2 separate regions of the Homo sapiens genome follow, and region 1 is linked to region 2. The links are chromatin contacts, found by Hi-C or POLR2A ChIA-PET in ENCODE. All regions are on one chromosome and are shown on one strand. The core of a region is the stretch at or near the end of the contact, and the rest is flanking DNA. Distances in the headings are between cores, read along the strand shown.

Evidence for each region. A loop is a pair of places that touch in the nucleus more often than their neighbours do. ChIA-PET counts read pairs that join two places held with the same protein, here RNA polymerase II (POLR2A). Pooled maps may share reads with other maps.
Region 1: a loop to region 2 is called in a pooled map, with 4 times the contacts of the local background. The contact joins the promoter of BCAT1-AS1 here to the promoter of LINC02909 in region 2. A Hi-C loop is called at or near these places in 12 of 37 single-sample maps with no recorded cell type and 11 of 50 pooled maps. POLR2A ChIA-PET finds 5 or more read pairs at or near these places in 2 of 52 experiments (A549 and activated T-cell).

The regions. Positions count from the first base shown.
Region 1 is chr12:24,818,562-24,821,505 of GRCh38, reverse strand. BCAT1-AS1 (BCAT1 antisense RNA 1) reads right to left here and starts at 1,648. Exons shown (of 4, transcript XR_007063245.1): 1 at 1,559-1,648. All of the region lies in intron 10 of BCAT1 (branched chain amino acid transaminase 1), which reads left to right.
Region 2 is chr12:24,995,955-24,998,793 of GRCh38, reverse strand. LINC02909 (long intergenic non-protein coding RNA 2909) reads left to right here and starts at 1,329. Exons shown (of 4, transcript NR_171024.1): 1 at 1,329-1,562; 2 at 2,455-2,597; 3 at 2,727-2,839. It also overlaps a transcript of IRAG2 not described here. RefSeq lists enhancers at 281-390, 641-770.

The DNA.
Region 1 (2,944 bases), core at 399-2,898, 180 kb after region 2:
TTTTTTTCAAAATGAGATACATGTTGACACTGCTGTCAACAAATAATCACATAAAAGCTAGAGCCTGGCTTTTAAGTATCAGGGGGAGCATGTGTGAATAATCAGCATTGCTGCTGTTGAAGCTCCATAAAGTGGGAAGCAGCGACTGCAAAGATCCAGAGATGGACATCTGAAGCATAGGAAAGGGGCAGCTTGAATGAGATAGGAGCAGGATCTGTATTGATTGCAGGTCACCAGATAGAATTAAAAAAATCTATGTTCTCACTAGTGGCTACAGTTTTCAAGGACAAATGACTATTAGTGGTTATTGTATTTTTCTTGTTTTCAATGGAGCAGCTCCATGACTTAGTTACATAAGAAGTTAAAGGCTCCACCCCCTTCCCTACCAATGTCTTAAGCTGTCCTCCGTGTGCATACAAACTTTGTTTCCAGACTGCCCTCGTGTGACTCAGTCCCTGGACCAGCTTCCCAGCCCCTTCTGTTTCCAGCACATCCTCCTCCACGTGTTACAGGATTACAAAGCTTTGCACAGCCTTTCAATAGGGTTTAGAGCAAGAATGACAGATTGCTACCTGGTAGGCAGCACTGACTATAGTTTTATTGGCGTTGCGTAGAGTGACTGCATGACATGCAGGTTGTGCTTTTGTTTTGCCAGGAATTTAAAGGCATTTAGCAAAGCCGTATGAAATTATCTGCCTTATGTACCTCGAATGTGAGGTAATGAACTTGTCATTAGTCGTGTTTTAGTTTAGTGTTCTCGCTGGAATTTGCAAAAGATTAAAATTCTGCACATTTCATTAAGTCTTCCACATGGGCTCAAAATACCATCCCGCAGGCTCGACCTGACTTGCCACGTTGCTTTGACACCATCTCTGATTCCAGTGAACAAAACTAAGTAAGTGTGACTTACAGCCGCCCTACCAAACATTGAAGGTGTGAGCCTGCACTGTTGTTTTGTAATGACAATGACAAGAGTATAATGACAAGAGTATAATGACATCCTAGTCCATGAAGACATGTTTTCTCTTTTCCCTCCCTCTATGTATACTTACTTACTCTTAAGGAAATAATATAATTTCTATTTCTGCTTAAATCTGCCATCTCTACTTAGAATTATTTTCCCTTGAAAAATTAAATTGCATTATCCATCAGCCAAATGGAAAATCTGATTACTAAATGCCTACTTCTAGACATTATGAATTACCTGTAATATCACATTTCTTGGGCACTTCTCAGAATGCTATGATTTTACATAAAAGCATAAATTACAGAATGAGAAGAGTAAAGCTTAGTGCATATTATGCAGGTTCGCAGAGTGATATGTGGCCTACGACTGTCATTGTAATCAAAATTGATTTTTGATCATTTATAAAACTAAAACAACTAATTGAAAGCAAATTTACTTTAACTGATGAAATTCAAGATGAAGTGACAGTAGTCATGAATCACAGTTCTGTAGATCTGCTAAAATGCCAATGAACTGTTATTAATGGTGAAAGTGTTTAATATATTAATGGGAATCCAAGTAAGGAAAATAAAACACATATTTTGCCCTTACCTTAAGTCATGTTGACATCATACATAAATCAGGTAGAATTTGAAGATGTTTCATCCAGCATTCATCATGAAGCAACAGAGTCAATAGCGGGCAGTTACAGTCTGTAGGCAATGCTTTCTGGTGTGGATTATGCAAGAAACTTACAGTCATTTGGCTTCCTTTATTCCCCTTTGCATGTAAACTACCAGGTGGTAGGTAGACCCATTCTTGGCTGCCAGTATTTTTACCACTTGGATAGATTCTGCTCTCTGAGGTCTTTAAGACAAACACAGCACATGTACATTGTGATATAGGAGAAAGAACATCAGACAGAGGCAGAGAACTGGGCTTGTCAAAATTAAGGGTGACCTAGAGCCTTAGTGTCCTTATATGTAAGATGAGAAGCTTGGATTAAAATTCATTGCTCCTTACACTTGATTTTTATGCAGCAGAACTTTCTTCAAAAGAGATCACTCCTGGAATCCCAATATACAAAATGGATAAAAGTAGGATTGTTCTGAAGTAAAGAAGTAAAATCCAGAGCCCCACTTATTTGAGTCATCTCCTACCTTTTAGATGGTTATTAACATTGTTTCTAGTTCAGAAATTCTGATGTTTTATATTAATTTAAACTAAAGTTAAATTAGGACTAGAAGAGCCATTTCGTGTGAAAATAGACATAGTCTGAGTGATTTAGGCAAACCCATAGTGACAGATTTAGTGGCCTGATACACTGGCTTGGAAAGATCTGTTCCAAGTCAGTCTCAATACACAAGGCTCGGTGAACACATGGCGAGCAGTCTTGGTGGTGGTCAAGAACATGGAATTTGCTGTGAGAGAGAGCTTGGTTAGGGTCTGGGCTCTTCCATCTGTTAACTGCAAACTTGAGCAAGTTATTCAATCTCCCTAATATTCAGTTTTCTCATTCATAAAATGGATTGATAATGGTACCTTCTATGTACAGTTACTGTGGGTATTAAATGAGGTAATAAGCCTGTAAAACTCCTGGCATGATGACATTGGCCTACATTAATTGCTCACAGAGTGAGAACTTATTATAAACACAGGCATTTTTGTTGAATGACTGACTGATTGAATGAATGAATATAGAACTAGCTTTCTATTTGTGATGTATGGAATATCTCTATTTCATTTAATTTCATTTTGAATATTAAAATTCAGGCTTGCTTTTAAACCAAAGTATTTGCTGATGCAAAGAATGAAATTCTGACTATGATACAGTTACATAACTTTTGAAGAAATAAGAAAAATGCTAACACAGCATGAACAACTTTGATTTAGAGAACAGAGTCTCTGTTAAAATCCATGGGACTTGTCAACTTCATATTTTTGTTTATGAGCATAAAACACTCTTTAGTGCATGTCGGAATCATTTGATGCTTGCTG
Region 2 (2,839 bases), core at 80-2,579:
ATTCAAAACTTGATTAGGAAAGCCAGTCAATCATTCATGATTCATCTATGTGAGATCCTATTGGTAATTAATGCAAAATCCTTAATATACGTAAAAAAAAAAATTTAAGTATGTGTGTAGATAGACAAGAGATTCCTTTTGCCAAAACAACCCTTCACTAATGATTAGATGCCACTAAACTCTTCATCAAAACCTAAGAAGAAACATCTGTTCACTGAGACATTCCCAGGAAACCCATCTTTAGTGAGCTCAGTGGGAGGGCAGAGCATGGTTTTCTGCTTAACCAGTGAATTTTATATCTGCCAAATTAAACTGTTTTCATTCTCTTTGTGACTACTATTTTATGTGATAAAATAATAACACTTCTTCCTGCCGTTTCTAGGATAGATGATAGCAGCTGTTAATCACATGATTTGCAAACCACAAGTACCAGATTTAGTAAATGCTCAGCAAGTCTGTCATCCGCAACCTTTCTGATTATTAATAAATGCAAGCTGGTATAGGCTAGAAACTTTCCTCCCACAATTCAGTTAACCTTGTTATATTAAGCTTCTTGGCTGGGTCACACCAAGCTTACTATAAACATCTCTTATTGGAACAATTCCTAAAATAGCAGAGTGACACATGCTTCTGAAAACTGTTCTTCTGTCTCACTTCTTGTTATATGAAGTCTGGTTTTCTTCTCAGAGAACAAGAGAAGACCTACAATAAATCTCTAGCTTCAAGAATTCAGGTGCCTCCAAGGTTCTTACAGTCTATAAAACTACATCACTGCGTTTCACTAACACACATTCCAAACGACCAAGCCTGAAAATGGCAGGATTAATTTAAATTTCCAAAAGCTCCATTGAAAACAATTTGAGATTTGCCTGTGGTGACAGCAACATATCTGGGGAATCTCACTTTATCACTCTCAGCTACCCATCTTTTTTCCCTATTTGTAGAGTGTTTTTCTTTTCAGATTTGTTTCAAGTTTTCAATGAACTCTGTTGAACCTCTAATATAGACTTATTGGAGGTTTGTCCCTTTTGCCACAAGCATTTTGAGGTTGAGACACAACAGAACAGCCTACATCTGATATTGCTTTTCCCTGGTTAGGGCGGTACTTTCTCGGCCTTCGATGACTAAAGGCCAGCATCAGCCAAAATTTAATTATTTCGTTGGGGAAAACTCACCACCTTATTTTCGCTTGACTTCGCCAGTGCTCCAAGAACCATCTGAGAACTGGGAAGAAAGAGTGGAGACCTACAGGTCAGATGACATGGGTGGAGCCCATTTCTACAGAGTGGCTTGGGCTGAGGTAAAAGAAGCTAGAGAAGAGAGCCGCTGATGCACTGCACCTGCCTAGGCTGGAGTTAAGGTACTAATCACAGCAGCAGTGCTGGGAAAGATGCCTAGGAAGGATGAGGATGACAGGCACTATTTTGGTGTGCTCCCCACCACAGCAATAACAGAAAGATAGTCCAGGTGCAGTGTCTTTCACCTGTAATCCCAGCACTTTGGGAGGCTGAGGTGGGAGGATCGCTTGAGCCCAGGAGTTCAAGACCAGCCTGGGCAACATGGTGAGACCCCCCCCCACCCCCGGTCCCCGCCCGGCTCTACAAAAAACAACACACTAAAGCTCATCCTGATTATACTTTCTAATCAGATGAAGGAAAATTATTTTTAAGTTAAATCTCATACTTTTTCTTTTGTTTTTTGGAAATGGAGTGTTGCTTTGTTGCCCAAGCTTGAGTGCAGTGGCACGATCTCAGCTCACTTCAATCTCTGCCTACTGGGCTCAAGCCACTCCCCCACCTCAGCCTGCCAAGTAACTGAAATGACAGGGGCATGCCACCACAGCCAGCTAATTTTTGTATCTTTTGTAGAGATGGGGTTTTGTTGTGTTGCCCAGGCTGGTCTCAAACTCCTGAGCTCAAGCGATCTACCTGCCTCAGTCTCCCAAGGTGCTGGGATTACAGGTGTGAGCCATTGCGCTCAGCCTGGTCATTATCATTTCTATCACCAGGTGAGAGCAAAGGGGAGTCAAATACTGGGGAATAAGAACTGGGGCTCTGAGTTTAAATAACCTGAGTTCAAACCCCAGTTCTGCTGCTTACTAGCTTTGTGATCTTGGACAAATTATTTAACCATATGTGCTTCAGTTTCTTCATCTGTAAAATTGCATCAATATCATGCAATGACCTCCGGGTGTGCTGCAGGGATTAAATGAGGTTAATACGCAGATGGCCCTCAGAACCATGTAGCACATTCTGAGCTCTCAGTAATGTTGTTATGATGCACTTTCTGAAACTCCTTTAACTTATCCAATACTAGAGGTCCTCTTAAAGCACCAAATAGCACCTAGAAAGAAATGACCAAGTAACCCGCTCCTCTCATTAGATTTGCTGTTTAATTTCCCATGAAATAACCTATTATAACATCCATGCTTGCGATCTGCTTATCAATCCACAGATACCGAAACTGGCAACACCCAGAGACATTTCCCTCCTAGTCATAAAGGAAGCCAGCAGCAGAGCCAGAAATAATATTCAAATTCTGGATCCACTAGACCATATTGCCCGTCTGACAAATTATACGCTTACATCCTGCTTCAGGTGAGTCTAGTATACCTGATGTTTCTCAGAGCAGTGAAAGGAATAACCTGAACAATAAATTCCAACGAACCTGTAATGAATTGCATTAACATGTTATTTCATTATTTATGTAATATTACCTCCTGACAGTTCTAATAAGGTACCCACAATGCCGGGTTCTCTACCCACTGGGAGCAAACAAGGGAACGTGCAGACGCTGGACAGCATACGATGGATGCCTGCAACTCCTGTACCTGCCCCCG